2 separate regions of the Homo sapiens genome follow, and region 2 is linked to region 1. The links are chromatin contacts, found by Hi-C or POLR2A ChIA-PET in ENCODE. All regions are on one chromosome and are shown on one strand. The core of a region is the stretch at or near the end of the contact, and the rest is flanking DNA. Distances in the headings are between cores, read along the strand shown. Region 1 overlaps ZBTB7A (zinc finger and BTB domain containing 7A). Region 2 has its middle 13 kb from the start of ZBTB7A.

Region 1 (6,272 bases), core at 2,907-5,406:
ATCGGGGGATTAAAAAAAAAAGTAAAATGACAAAAAAAGATACAAAAAAGAAAAATGAAACAAAAAAGTCAAACTCTTAAAAACAAGGCCGGCCACCCACACAGCCGCCTCCCCGGCTGGAGTCCGAGCCGGGAAGGGGTAGTGGGCGGGAGGGACCAGGACGCCGCCCCGCGCCCTCCCCTCCGGATGCCCCGCCGCCCGCCGCCCTCTGCCCACGACCATTCCAGCCAGTGCGCGGGGACCCGGGCGGCGGGCGGTGGGGCGCAGCCCCTCTCTGGCGACCACTTTGACGTTTGTCTCTTCCTTTGCTTTTTCTCTGCAAATGCATCCTCGCCCAGAGACCCTCACGCGCCGAGCAGCGAGCGTTTTAGCCGAGAAGCCATGGAGTGGGTTGGGGCGGGGAGGGGCAGTAGGGTGGGGGGATGGGTGGGCAGGATGGGGGTACAGTGGGCGGCTGGGGAGGGTTTAGCCACAGATGTGTTGTATTTTTTGAAAGTGCAATAATTTGGTATTTTGAAGACCCGGCGTGTGGTCAGGAACCCCCGGGGAAGGCGGGGGCCCAGGGTGCGGCACCGTGTGGCGTGGGGGGGTCTCAGTTTTCTAGCCAGCTACCTCGGTAATTCCAATTCAGGTTAACTTCCCTACGGAACAGCACAGATGTCCACAGATGTCCACAGCTGCCGCCGCCGCCGCCGCCACCATACCCCGGTCCTTGGGGCATGGGTTGCGGTCGCTTCCCAAGGGGCAGCAGGGACCCCGGCCACCCCGGCTCTCGGTTTGGGTTGATTCCTCTCCTTTTTGCTCTTGGTTTTCCGACGGGTACGAGGCTGGCCCGGCACCCTGTCCCCCGGGAGCCTCACTCTTCCAGCAGGACCAGACCAGGGGCCTCCTTCCTGTCCCCAGGCGTTCCCGGCCCCTCGCAGGCCCCACCCATGCCCTTGGCCTCAGGGTCCAACAACTGGGGGAGCTACCAGGGCTCTGCCTTCAGGAGCCCACAGCTGGGCACCCCCCTTGCCCCGCAGGAGACCGGGGCGCAGGCGGGGCACCGGCCTCACCTGGTTCTCCAACACCGCTGCCTGCGGTCTGTTTTGCTTTTGTCCTCCCCAGCCCAGAATTTTCCTTTGTATAAACAGAACTCCTAGTCAGGAAGCAATATCATTTCAGGTCTAAAGAAAGGGACGTGCATCTGGCCGAGGGCAGTTCAGTCTCACTGCAGAGCCCGCAGCCCGCTGCGCAGCTCGGCCCCTCCCGCCCGCACGGGCAGCTGAAGGCCGCTGTTTTCTAATATTTGTATTCTAATTTAATTGTTTTTAAAAAATGCAAATAAAAAAGGTCGAGGTGAAGCCATCCAGGCGTCCGCTTTTCTGTGCCCTGTGTCTCTTAAGTGTGTACCCTGTAGTCGGGGGGCGGAGTTGGGGGAAGGACAGAAACTCAGCCTCACCCACATCTCTCTTTCTTGGTTATTGCCTCAGCTTCAGAATTCAAAAGGTGCTGCTCGTGGTCAAATGAGGCAGATTTTTATTTATTTACTTATTTTTAATAGAGACAGGGAGTCTTGCTGTGTTGCCCAAGCTGGTCTTGAACTCTGGGCCTCAAGTGATCCTCCTGCCTCAGCCTCCCAAAGTGCTAGGATTACAGGCATGAGCCACCATGCCCGACCTGAATGAGGCCAGTTTTACTGTGTACTGTACTGCCTGGGCCTGGTGTCCACCACGCTGGGAGAATGGGAGAAGGGACTTGGGCTGTACATGGAATTCAGGTCCCAGGATCGTCCATGTCTCTGGGTGGCCAAGACGATACACAAATGTTTTGCTTTTGTAAGGTGAAAAAAAAGGGCCGGGTGCAGTGGCTCACGCTTGTAATCCCAGCACTTTGGGAGGCCGAGGCGGGTGGATCACCTGAGGTCAGGAGATCGAGACCATCCTGGCTAACACAGTGAAACCCCATCTCTACTAAAAATACAAAAAGCTGGGCGTGGTGGCGGGCGCCTGTAGTCCCAGCTACTCGGGAGGCTGAGGCAGGAGAATTGCTTGAACCCAGGAGGCGGAGGTTGCAGTGAGCTGAGATCACGCCACTGCACTCCAGCCTGGGCGACAGAGCGAGACTCCGTCTCAAAAAAATATATATACAGACAACCAATGAGCACATGAAGAGATGTTAGGGATGTGAGTCAAATGCACGGTGAGATACCTGTCACCCCCACCAGGACAGCTAGCATCAAAAACAGCAGCGAGGGTCAGGGAAGCTGCAGTCCACATGGCTGGGGAAGATAACGTGGTGCAGCCCCTTGGAAACAGTTGAGGCTAAATGTGGAGTTAGCGTGGGACCTGCAATGCCAGCCCTAGACGTGTCCCCAAGGTAAGTGAACACGTCCGTCCACACAAATGTGCTCACGGACGTGCACAGCAGCCAAATGTGGCAATGACCCATGTCCAGCCGGGGAGTGAATCAGTGCAGTGTGGCCATCCACACTGCAGAATGACAGCCATGGAAAGGAGCGAGGCTCTAACACAGGCCCCCAGCCCAGACGAACTCTGAGGATGCCATGCTTAGTGAGAGACATCAGACACCAAAGGCCACGAGGCGTGTGATCCCATTTCTGTGAAATGTCCAGAACAGGCCAATCCACAGAGACAGGAAGGGGATTCACGGGTGCTGGAGAGTGGAGAAGGGGATTGAGAGTGATCACAAATGGATATGGGGCATCCTTTGGGCTGGATAGAATGTTCTGGAATTAGTGGTGACAGGTGCATAATTTTTTTAAGGGAATTTTTTGTTTGTTTGTTTGAGACAGTCTCGCTCTGTCGCCCAGGCTGGAGTGCAGTGGCGTGATCTCAGCTCACTGCAAGCTCTGCCTCCCGGGTTCACGCCATTCTCCTGCCTCAGCCTCCCAAGTAGCTGGGACTACAGGCGCCCGCCACCACGCCCGGCTAATTTTTTGTGTTTTTAGGAGAGACGGGGGTTTCACCGTGTTAGCCAGGATGGTCTCAATCTCCTGACCTCCTGATCTGCCCACCTCGGCCTCCCAAAGTGTTGGGATTACAGGCATGAGCCACCGTGCCCAGCCTTTTTTTTTTTTTTTTTCTTTTGACATGGAGTCTTGCCCTGTTGCCCAGGCTGGAGTGCAGTGGCACCATCTCGGCTTACTGCAACCTTCACCTCCCCCCAGGTTTAAGTGATTCTCCTGCTACAGCTTCCTGAGTAGCTGGGACTATAGGCGTGCACCACCACGCCCAGCTAATTTTTGTATTTTTACTAGTCACCATGTTGGCCAGGATGGTCTCAATCTCTTGACCTCGTGATCCACCTGCCTTGGCCTCCCAAAATGCTGGGAGCATTACAGGCATGAGCTGCCGCACCTGGCTTTGAAGAGCAATTATATGGTGTGTGAATTACATTTATTTTCATTTCTGAGAAAGGGTCTCACTCTGTCACCCAGGCTGGAGTGCAGTGGTGCAATCATAGCTCACGGCAGCCTCGACCTCCTGGGCTCAAGCAATACTTCCACCTCAGCCTCCAGAGTAGCTGGGACCACAGGTGTGCACCATCACACTCGGCTAATTTTTGTATTTCTTGCATAGACGTGGCTTCACCTTGTTTTTCTGGCTGGTCTTGAACTCCTGGGCTTAAGTGATCCTCCCTTCTTGGCCTCCCAAAGTGCTGGGATTTCAGGCATGAGCCACCGCGCCTGGCCTTGAAGGGAAATTGTATGGTATGTGAATTATATTTTTGTATTTTTATTTTTGAGACAGGGTCTCACTCTATCGCCCAGGCTGGAGTGCAGTGGTGTAATCATAGCTCACTGCAGCCTCGACCTCCTGGGCTCAAGCAATCCTTCTGCCTCAGCCTCCAGAGTAGCTGAGACCACAGGCGTGCACCACCACACCTGGCTAATTTTTGTATTTTTTGCAGAGACGTGGTTTCACCTTGTTTTTCTGGCTGGTCTCGAACTCCTGGGCTCAAGCAATCCTCCCTCCTCAGCCTCCCAATGTGCTGGGATTACAGGCATGAGCCACCACTCCCGGCCCTCTCTGAAGCACAGAGGTTAGGAAGCACCTAACCCTGGCTTGTGGTCCTGAGGCTGCGGCTCCTTCAGCTTCCCCATGTGGGACCTCTGAGCAGAGGCCTCAGTGTGCCCTGAGGGTCCACGGTGCAGGGGGCTCAGGACACGGCTGTAGAACCGCTGACCCCCAACCCTGCTCCAGCGCGTGTCGGGGACTTGGGCACGAATCCTGGCTGCAGCAGGTTCATGGGTGGCCTCGCACAGGTATGGTGCTTTAGCATGGGGTCCACACAAGGACCCGGAGGCCCTCAGACTTCGTGGTGTGGCCTCTGTGGTGTTTCCTGGCAAGGGCTGGGCCAGGCTTTGTTGACTTCCTGTGGCTACTAGGAAGAGCCCAATCCACAGAGGAGGAGCTGGGGTTCTGAGTGGACCCAGTGCCCGGCTCAGTGCAGCCATTGCTGCCTCACTGTGCCATCTGCTTCCATGAGTGCCTCATCCATCCCTTGGGGCTGGCCCCATCCCCACCTTTGCTGGCCTGGACAGATTCCTTGGACATGGGCCGAGTCTGGTTGGAGGACAGGAGGAAGGAGGAGGCCCTCCCTCAGAGACCCTACCCAGAGGTAGGGGCTGCAGCTAGCTGAGGCTTCCGGCTCCAGATCCTGGCTCATGTCCCTGGGGCCTGGCATGGGGCAGCACCCTGGGGTCCTCTAGCAGAGTCAGGTGGCCCCCAGGTGAGGCTACCCCGCCTGGGGCCTCGGGAAAGCCTGGAGCCAGTGGTGCCCAGGGCCCAGCCCTGGATTCTGCTGACAACTCGCCCGGCCGGTTCTCCCTGCTGCCCCTCTGGCCTTATCCTGTGCCAGCTGCCTGCCCGCGCCAGGGGCTATGGGTCACCTTCCCCGCAAGAGGGGCCTCTGGACCTGGGTACTCCTCGGACACTCACCCCCACCCCGGTGCTCTGGGTCACCATCCACACCCAGCCTCTCTGCCACGCGACAGACGGACCCCAGAGAGATGGGCCTGGCTTCCAAGGCCGGGCAGGAAGAGCAGGAAGGGTCGGGGACCTGGGGCTTCTCTCCTTGGGACCCAGGATCCGGTCACCCTGGGCCCAAAGGTGTGGTGTGGACGAGGTGCTCAACCCACCCAGTCTCTTCAGGGCCAAAAGGGGAAAAGGGGGACCCCCCCCAAGCCCCCCATCCCCGCTCCCCAGCCTCCCCCGAACAAAACACAGAGAACATCAAATGAGGCGACTGAGGCGGCAGCGGTCGTAACAGGCTGCGTTTAGTGGTTCTTTTTTTTTTTTTATGTACAAGAAAAATGAATTTTTTTGTTTTTTCATCTTTTGTGTTTTTGTTTGTTTTTTATTACTTTTAAAGCTTCTCCCTCCCCACTCCCAAAAAGTGCATTTTTATCAGTTTTTTTTTTTTTTAAATCTCCCACACTTTATAAAGACTCTCAATACAGTCTCTGGAATGTCTATCTGTCTGTGCTCTGTACCCTGAGGGCGCCGCCCCGCCCCCCATTCACCAGGCCTGGCCCCTCCAAAGTCCAAGGCACCTCGATTCTGGGCCTGGGGTGGGGTGGGGGGCGGGACCTGGGCATCGGATCCTGGTCCACAGCCTCCAGGCAGCCCCGGCGAGGGATGGGGGTCTCCCTGGCCCCCTCCACCCCCTGGGCCCGGCCCCCCCCCCCCCCCCCCGTAAATCTATGTATTTAATGCGAGCTAGTCTTAACTCTGAGGTTGTAGCTCCTGGGGCACCCCCAGCCTCCAGGCCCCTGACCCGTCCTGCGCCAGCCACCCACCACCCCCCCCCCCCCACCTCCAGGAAGGCTGCTTCAACTTAAATAACTTTTTAAAATAAAACTGCAAATATAAATATCTTTCTTTCTCAAAAAATAGGATTTTTGCTTTTTTTGTTGGTTTTTAATATTTTTTTTTCTTCTGTTTTTCCTTTCATTCTCTCTGTCTTGCCTCCAACCATTCTGGTTGCCGGGCGGGAGGGGGCACCCCGAGGCCCCTGCCTCAGTGTCACCACCTGTGAGGTGACCGCTCCTGCCACGGCCCCGGGGTCTGAATCGTGCAAAGACCCCTGTCCCCCACCTTCCCTGCAGCCGCCCACTTCCAGGGGAAGACCCTGGAAGAGGCTGGGGGACCCCCCTCGGAAGGAAGCAAAAAGACAGTGACAGGACTGCATGGCCACAATGGTGGGGGGGCAGACTTTGGTATCGCCCGCTCGAGCCTGCCTGGCTGCAGGTCCACACCCATGCCAGG
Region 2 (6,503 bases), core at 354-2,853, 36 kb after region 1:
AGCCAAGATCGTGCCATTGCACTCCAGCCTGGGCAACAAGAGCAAAACTCTGTTTCAAAAAAATAATAAATAAATAAATAAATAAATAAATAATAAAAGGTACATATTCTGGTATGTGAATTATATCTCAATTTATTTATTTATTTATTATTTTATTTTTTGAGACTGAGTCTCATTCTGTCACCCAGGCTGGAGTGCAGTGGTGTGATCTCGGCTCACTGCAACCTCCACCTCCCGGGTTCAGGTGATTCTCCTGCCTCAGCCTCCTGAGTAACTGGCATTACAGGTGTGTGCCACCACACCTGGCTAACTTTTGTATTTTTACTACAGATGTGGTCTTACCGTGTTGACCATACTGGTTTCGAACTCCTGAGCTCAGGTGATCCACCCGCTTCGGCCTCCCAAAGTGCTGAGATCACAGGCGTGAGCCACCGTGCCCGGCCTGGGAGAAATACTTTCTGAGCTGCTGATTTCTCCATGGCTTCTGAATTCATAGCGGTTGGGGAGATGGTGCCTGGGTATTTTCACCTGGGCAGCTGCTAAGAGGTGACTTCTATTTGTTCCAGAAGACAGAAGCCTTGGTAGCTATGCTGGGACTGGATCCGTGTCCACCACACCACTCAGAATTCCCATCTGCAATGGGTCCCTTCTGCCCCGTTTTTACCAAGCCCAGTTCCCTCTCTGCAACTGAGAGGCAGCCTCTTGCCCCACCCCCTCTCTTCCAGACTGGATGGCTGCCTCCCAGGCACCTCTCAGGACCTGGCCACAGAGCTCCAAAGCCCAGGGCCTGCTGCCTTTTGGGTCATGGCTCAGGGCCCAGTCTCTACCTCTCTCTGTGGCCCAGTACCCTTTAGCTCAGGAGGTCTCATCTGGAGTGACTCTGCCTCCTTCCAGGCGATACTGGGTGATATCTGGAGACATTTTTAGGTGTTGTGATTGGGGAGGGGGTGGGTGGAGGCCAGGGACACAGCTCAGCACCCTGCAGTGCCCAGGACGGACCCACCCCAGAGGTTGATCAGGTCCCATAGTGTCCACCACACCGAGGGGCTGAAATTCTAGCCTGGGTCTAACTTCAGTCTTGCTCGCTGTAGAAGGCACCCACACACTTCTCTCCTCTCTGTGCTCTGCAGAGAAGAAAAGCCACTGGCCAGTGACCCCTGGACAAGGCAGGACTTCAGCCATCCACTGCCCTCCACCACCACCCCTGGGCACCCCCTTGTCCAAAGCAGACAGTCTCTACTCTGGGATAAGGGGGGGACCCTGGCCCCAGGCTTTACCCACTTTGGGGTGATTCCTGGACCCTGGAGATGGACCCCAAGGGTCACCCTCACCCCACGGGACCTCCCAACAATGGACAAGGCCAGTCTGTCCTCTCCCCCAGCCCCCAGTTGTGCAGAATCCTCAACATGGCACCCCCAGTGTGGAGCTGAAGACTCCAGACTTCAGGGGTGGGGGCGGGGCTGTGGGAGGGGAGATCATGGCTGCGGTTCTGGTCCAGCCAGACCTCCTGGGTTTGTTCTTTTTTTAAGAACCACCGCAATTTAAAGAGCGGAGTCCTCCCTCCCTGCAGCCCACCTGCCACGTGGGCTGGCCCCTGTTCCCCTCTCCTTCTCTCCGTCTCTGCCTGCCGGGCTTGGGCTGCGGGGGCCGGAGCTTCCGTTTCACTTTGGTATCACCGGTTTCACTTTCAGGGCTGGGGACAGAGAGAGGAGAAGAGGGACAGAGAGATGGACAGAGCCGGGGAGGGTGGCCTTGTTAAGTCGGGGGCCGGGGAGGGGTCCACCACCTGCCGCTCCTTTTCCTGACCTTCCTGACCTTCTTCTGGCCTGGCCGGGGCGGGGGGGGGGGGGGGGGTCCTGGAAGTCAAGGTCATGGGGTCAAGGTCAAGTTCTCCCTGTGTGACCTTGGGTGGGAGAAGCAACTTCCCACTATCCCTGAGCCTCCTTTCCTGAACCCCTCAGTTACCCAAAAGTGGGGCTAAGAATCACGTACACCCCACCCGGCGCTGGGAAGTTCAAAGATTCCTCCAGCACCGCGGACCATCCCATAATGTCCCCGTGGGAGGGGGCGGGGCCAACTCCCAGGCAGAACAGGATGTCGGCCGCTCCTTTGGCCAGGGAGAGACCCTTGGCCCAGAAACCACCGGGAAGGAGGCTCCGGGCTGCCCGAGTCCCGAGCCCGGGATGAGCCACTGTCCCCCAGAACCCCCAGCGGAGGCTGGAGCTCTGTCCGCTAGCAGATCCAGGCTGGAAATTCAGTTGGGCATGGCCTTGTCCCACCCCACCTCCATCCCCACCCCACCCTCAGGTCCTTCCTGCTTGGTGGGGGCCTGGGGCTTGAGCCACTCACTCAAGAGCAGGGACTGGGACCCACTGACCTCCCTGTCCCCAGCACCCCCACAGGGCCCAGTCAAGGTGGGGCAGGTGCTTGGTGCTGGTCAGACAGGATAGGGGAGTGACCATTTGCATGTCAATATCAATAACATATCTCGGTAGAGATAGGCGGTTAGTCTGTGTCAAAATGTGAGAGGGCGGTAGTTTTCTTTTTTTTTTTTTTTAACAGCTTTATTGAGATATAATTCACATGCCATGCAATTCACCCATTTAGAGTATAGAGTTCAGTGGTTTTTTGTTTTTCTTTTTTCTTTTTTTGGAGACACAGTCTCACTCTGGAGTACAGCAGAGCAGTCTCGGCTCACTGCAGCCTCCACCTCCCAGGTTCAACTGATTCTCGTGTCTCAGCCTCCAGAGTAGCTGGGACTACAGGCGCCCACCACCATGCCCGGCTAATTTTTGCATTTTAGTAGAGACAGTGTTTCACCATGTTGCCCAGGCTGGTCTTGAACTCCTGCGTTCAGGCAGTCTGCCCGCCTCGGCCTCCCAAAGTGCTGGGATTACAGGCATGAGTCACCTCACCCAGCCTCAGTGGTTTTTAGTATAGTCACTTGGCTGGGCTGGATGGCTCACACCTATAATTGCAGCACCTTAGGAGGCGAAGAGGGGCAGATCACTTGAGGTCAGGAGTTCAAGACCAGCCTGGCCAACGTGGTGAAACTCCGTCTCTACTAAAAATATAAAACTTAGCCAGGCATGGTGGCTTGCACCTGTAATCCCAGCTACTCTGGAGGCTGAGGTGGGAGAATTGCTTGAATCCGGGAGGCAGAGGTTGCAGTGAGCCAAGATCGTGCCACTGCACTCCAGCCTGGGCAAGAGAGCCAGACTCCATCTCAAAATATAAACATTAAAAATTAAGAAAAATAAAAATTAGCCTCTTCATTGTAAAACGGGAATAATAAAAAGAGAGAAAATAAATAAATAAATATTAACCAGCCGTGGTGGCAGGCGCCTGTAATTCCAGCTAGTTGGGAGGCTGAGGCAGGAGAATCACTTGAATCTGGGAAGTGGAGGTTGCAGTGAGCTGAGATCACACCACTGCACTCCAGCCTGGGCAACAGACTGAGACCCCGTCTAAAATAATAATAATAATAATAAAAAAATGGATAGAAAGGCAGCACCAGCTGGCTGAGGTGCTGAGGGGATCCACCTGGGCTGGCAGCTCTGTGCTCCTGGAAAAGCCCCTTCTCCACCCCACACAGGGCAGGAACCCAGGACTTCCAAACAGGAGGCTTAGGGAGGCTGCTGGAACCTTAGAAACCCACATTAGCAGTCCAGTGCAGTGGCTCACACCTGTCATCCCAGCAATTTGGGAGGCCGAGGCAGGTGGATCATGAGGTCAGGAGTTCAAGACTAGCCTGGCCAACATGGTGCAACCCCAGCTCTACTGAAAATACAAAAATTAGCCGGGCGTGGTGGCAGGCGCCTGTAGTCCCAGCTACTCGGGAGGCTGAGGCAGGAGAATGGCGTGAAACCGGGAGGCGGAGCTTGCAGCGAGCCGAGATTGCGCCACTGCACTCCAGCCTGGGCAACAGAGACTCTTGTCTCAAAAACAAAAAATAAATAAATAAAAAGGGAAACCCACGTTAGCATTTACAGGTGGCGCCCTGCGGAGGCCCAGAGAGGTACAGAGACAAGTGGGCTGGGTACACAATGGCCCCTCCCCTTTAATGATGGGGAGAGGGGGCATGGCGCGGTGACTGACACTTGTAACCCCAGCACTTTGGGAGACCGAGGCAGGAGGATGGAGGATACCTTGAGCCCAGGACTTGGAGACCAGCCTGGCCACATGACGAAACCCTGACTCTACAAAAAAAAAAAAAAAACTAGTCAGGCATGGTGGTGTGTGCCTGTCATCCCAGCTACTCAGGAGGCTGAGACAGGAGGTTCACCTGAGCAGGAGGCTGCAGTGAGAGGTGATCGTGCCGCCACTGCCCTCCAGCCTGGGTGACAGAGTGAGATCCTGTCTCAAAAAAACAAACAAACAAATTATGGGGAGAGAAGGGGAAAGGGAGAGGGGATGGGGAGGGGAAAGGAGGGAGGAGGTGGAGGGAGAGAGGGAGGGGTGGGGAGGGGAAGGGGGAGGGGGAAGAGAGGAGGAGGAGAAGGGGGAGGGGATGGGGAGGGCAGGAGGAAAGGAGAGGGGGAGGGGAAGAGGTGGGAGGGAAAGAGTAGGGAGGGGAAGACAGGGAGGGGAGATGAAGGGAAGGGGAGGGAGAGAGGGAGGGGTGGGGACGGGAAGGGGAAAGGGAAAAGAGGGGAGGAGGGGGCCGGGCATGGTGGCTCACGCCTGTAATCCCAGCACTTTGGGAGGCTGAGGCAGGCAGATCACAAGGTCAGGAGATCGAGACCATCCTGGCTAACACAGTGAAACCCCGTCTCTACTAAAAGTACAAAAGTTAGCTGGGCGTGGTGGTGCGCACCTGTAATCCCAGCTACTCGGGAGGCTGAGGCGGAAGAATCGCTTGAACCTGGGAGGTGGAGGTTTTAGTGAGCTGAGATTGTGCCACTGCACTCCAGCCTGGGTGACAAAGCTAGACTCTGTCTCAGAAAAAAAAAAAAAAAAAAAGGTATGGGGAGTGTAGAGTGGATACCTGCAAGTGTCAGCTAGGACTCCAGTCTAATCTCCCTTGCAGGGTTCCACATTCAGGATCTCCTCTTTCCTCAGCCCACCTGGCTCTGGCACTAGGATCTTATGAAATCCCAGGGAGCTCCCTCCTGTGTCTGTGATCATTGCTCCTCCTCCCTTCTCCTTGATGCTCCTCCTCCCTTCTCCCTCCTCCTAGATGCTCCTCCTCCTCCCTCCCGCCTCCTTCTTGCCCCTCCTCCCTCCTCCTCCCTGCCCCTCCTCCCTCCTCCCTGCTCTTCCTTCCTCCCTCCTACTCCCCCCTCCTCCTCCTTGCCTCTCCTCCCTCCTCCCTGCTCTTCTCTGCTCCTCCTTCCTCCCTCCTACTCCCCCTTCTCCTCTTTGCCTCTCCTCCCTCCTCCTTTCCTCTCCTCCCTCCTCCCCCCTGCTCCTCCTTCCTCCCTCCTACTCCTCCCTCCTCCTCTTTGCCTCTGCTCCCTCCTCCCTGCCCCTCCTCCCTGCTCTTCCTTCCTCCCTCCTCCTCCTTCTTGCTCCTTCTTCCTCCCTACTCACCCCTGCTCCTCCTCTCTCCTCTTCCCTACTCCTCCTCCCTCCCCCTACTCTTCCCTGTTCCTCCTCCTTCCTCCTCTCTGCCCCTCCTCCCTCCTCCTCCATGCCCCTCCTCCCTCCTTCCTCCTCCAAGAGCCCAGGGAGCCCAGTGTCCGTGGGGACAGAGCTGCAAAGGCCTGACAGGAAGGGTCTCCCGAGGCCTGAGAAACGGTGTGAGCTTGGTATTCCGGGAGGAAGGGGGACCCAGGACAGCCACTCAGGGCCCAGCCTTTGTCTCTGCACAGAGCTCAAACTGGCTTGAGGGAGGAAGGGAAGGCGACCTGGACGGCGGTGTTCCTGGGAGTGCGAGTTCCAGATAGTTCTAGATACTGACGGAAGTTGCGGCAACATCTGCATTTGAACCTGCCACTGCTCCAGGCCTGGTGACCTCCAGCCTTTAACCTTTGTGTGCAGTGAGCCTTACTCCAAGAGGCAACCAGCCACCAGCCACCAGCCACACTCAGGGGGCCCAGTAGGGACCCCGTGCCTTGGAGGGCCCTCAGTGCCATCTTGGCAGCGATGCCACAGCTCAGGAGGTTGTGCCAGGGGCTTTCAAAGCTGCCCCCCTTGGCCAGGAGCAGTGGCTCACGCCAGTAATCCCAGCACTTTGGGAGGCCGAGGCGGGCGGATCACGAGGTCAGGAGATCGAGACCATCCTGGCTAACACGGTGAAAACCCGTCTCTACTAAAAAATACAAAAAAATTAGCCGGGTGTGGCGGCAGGCACTTGTAGTCCCACCTACTGGGGAGGCTGAGGCAGGAGATTGGCATGAACCTGGGAGGCAGAGCTTGCAGTGAGCCGAGATTGCGCCACTGCACTCCAGCCTGGGTGACAGAGCGAGACTCCATCTCAAAAAAAAAAAAAAAAAAAAAAAAAAGCTGCCCCCCTTTCTTGCCTGGAGGGAGGAAGGGATCTCAGCTTCATGGCCATATTT

The links. Hi-C counts contacts between places; a loop is a spot of excess contacts on that map. ChIA-PET counts read pairs that join two places held with the same protein, here RNA polymerase II (POLR2A). Pooled maps may share reads with other maps.
Region 2: a loop to region 1 is called in a pooled map, with 9 times the contacts of the local background. The contact joins two enhancer-like sites. A Hi-C loop is called at or near these places in 1 of 168 maps with a recorded cell type or tissue (CD14-positive monocyte) and 4 of 50 pooled maps. POLR2A ChIA-PET finds 5 or more read pairs at or near these places in 15 of 52 experiments (AG04450, B cell, CD4-positive, alpha-beta memory T cell and 12 more).

Annotation. Positions count from the first base shown.
Region 1 is chr19:4,038,040-4,044,311 of GRCh38, forward strand. It overlaps ZBTB7A (zinc finger and BTB domain containing 7A), which reads right to left. Exons shown (of 3, transcript NM_015898.4): 3 at 5,264-6,272. It overlaps PIAS4 (protein inhibitor of activated STAT 4), which reads left to right. Exons shown (of 11, transcript NM_015897.4): 11 at 1-1,347. Among named protein-coding and RNA genes, the nearest start is that of ZBTB7A, 26 kb to the right of the region's middle. RefSeq lists an enhancer at 5,645-6,272. Within about 2 kb of position 4,157, at least 9 of the 41 ENCODE cell types and tissues checked have a DNase peak (open chromatin) inside an H3K27ac peak, as active enhancers do.
Region 2 is chr19:4,076,433-4,082,935 of GRCh38, forward strand. No RefSeq gene overlaps it. Among named protein-coding and RNA genes, the nearest start is that of ZBTB7A, 13 kb to the left of the region's middle. RefSeq lists an enhancer at 1,198-1,377. Within about 2 kb of position 1,604, at least 30 of the 41 ENCODE cell types and tissues checked have a DNase peak (open chromatin) inside an H3K27ac peak, as active enhancers do.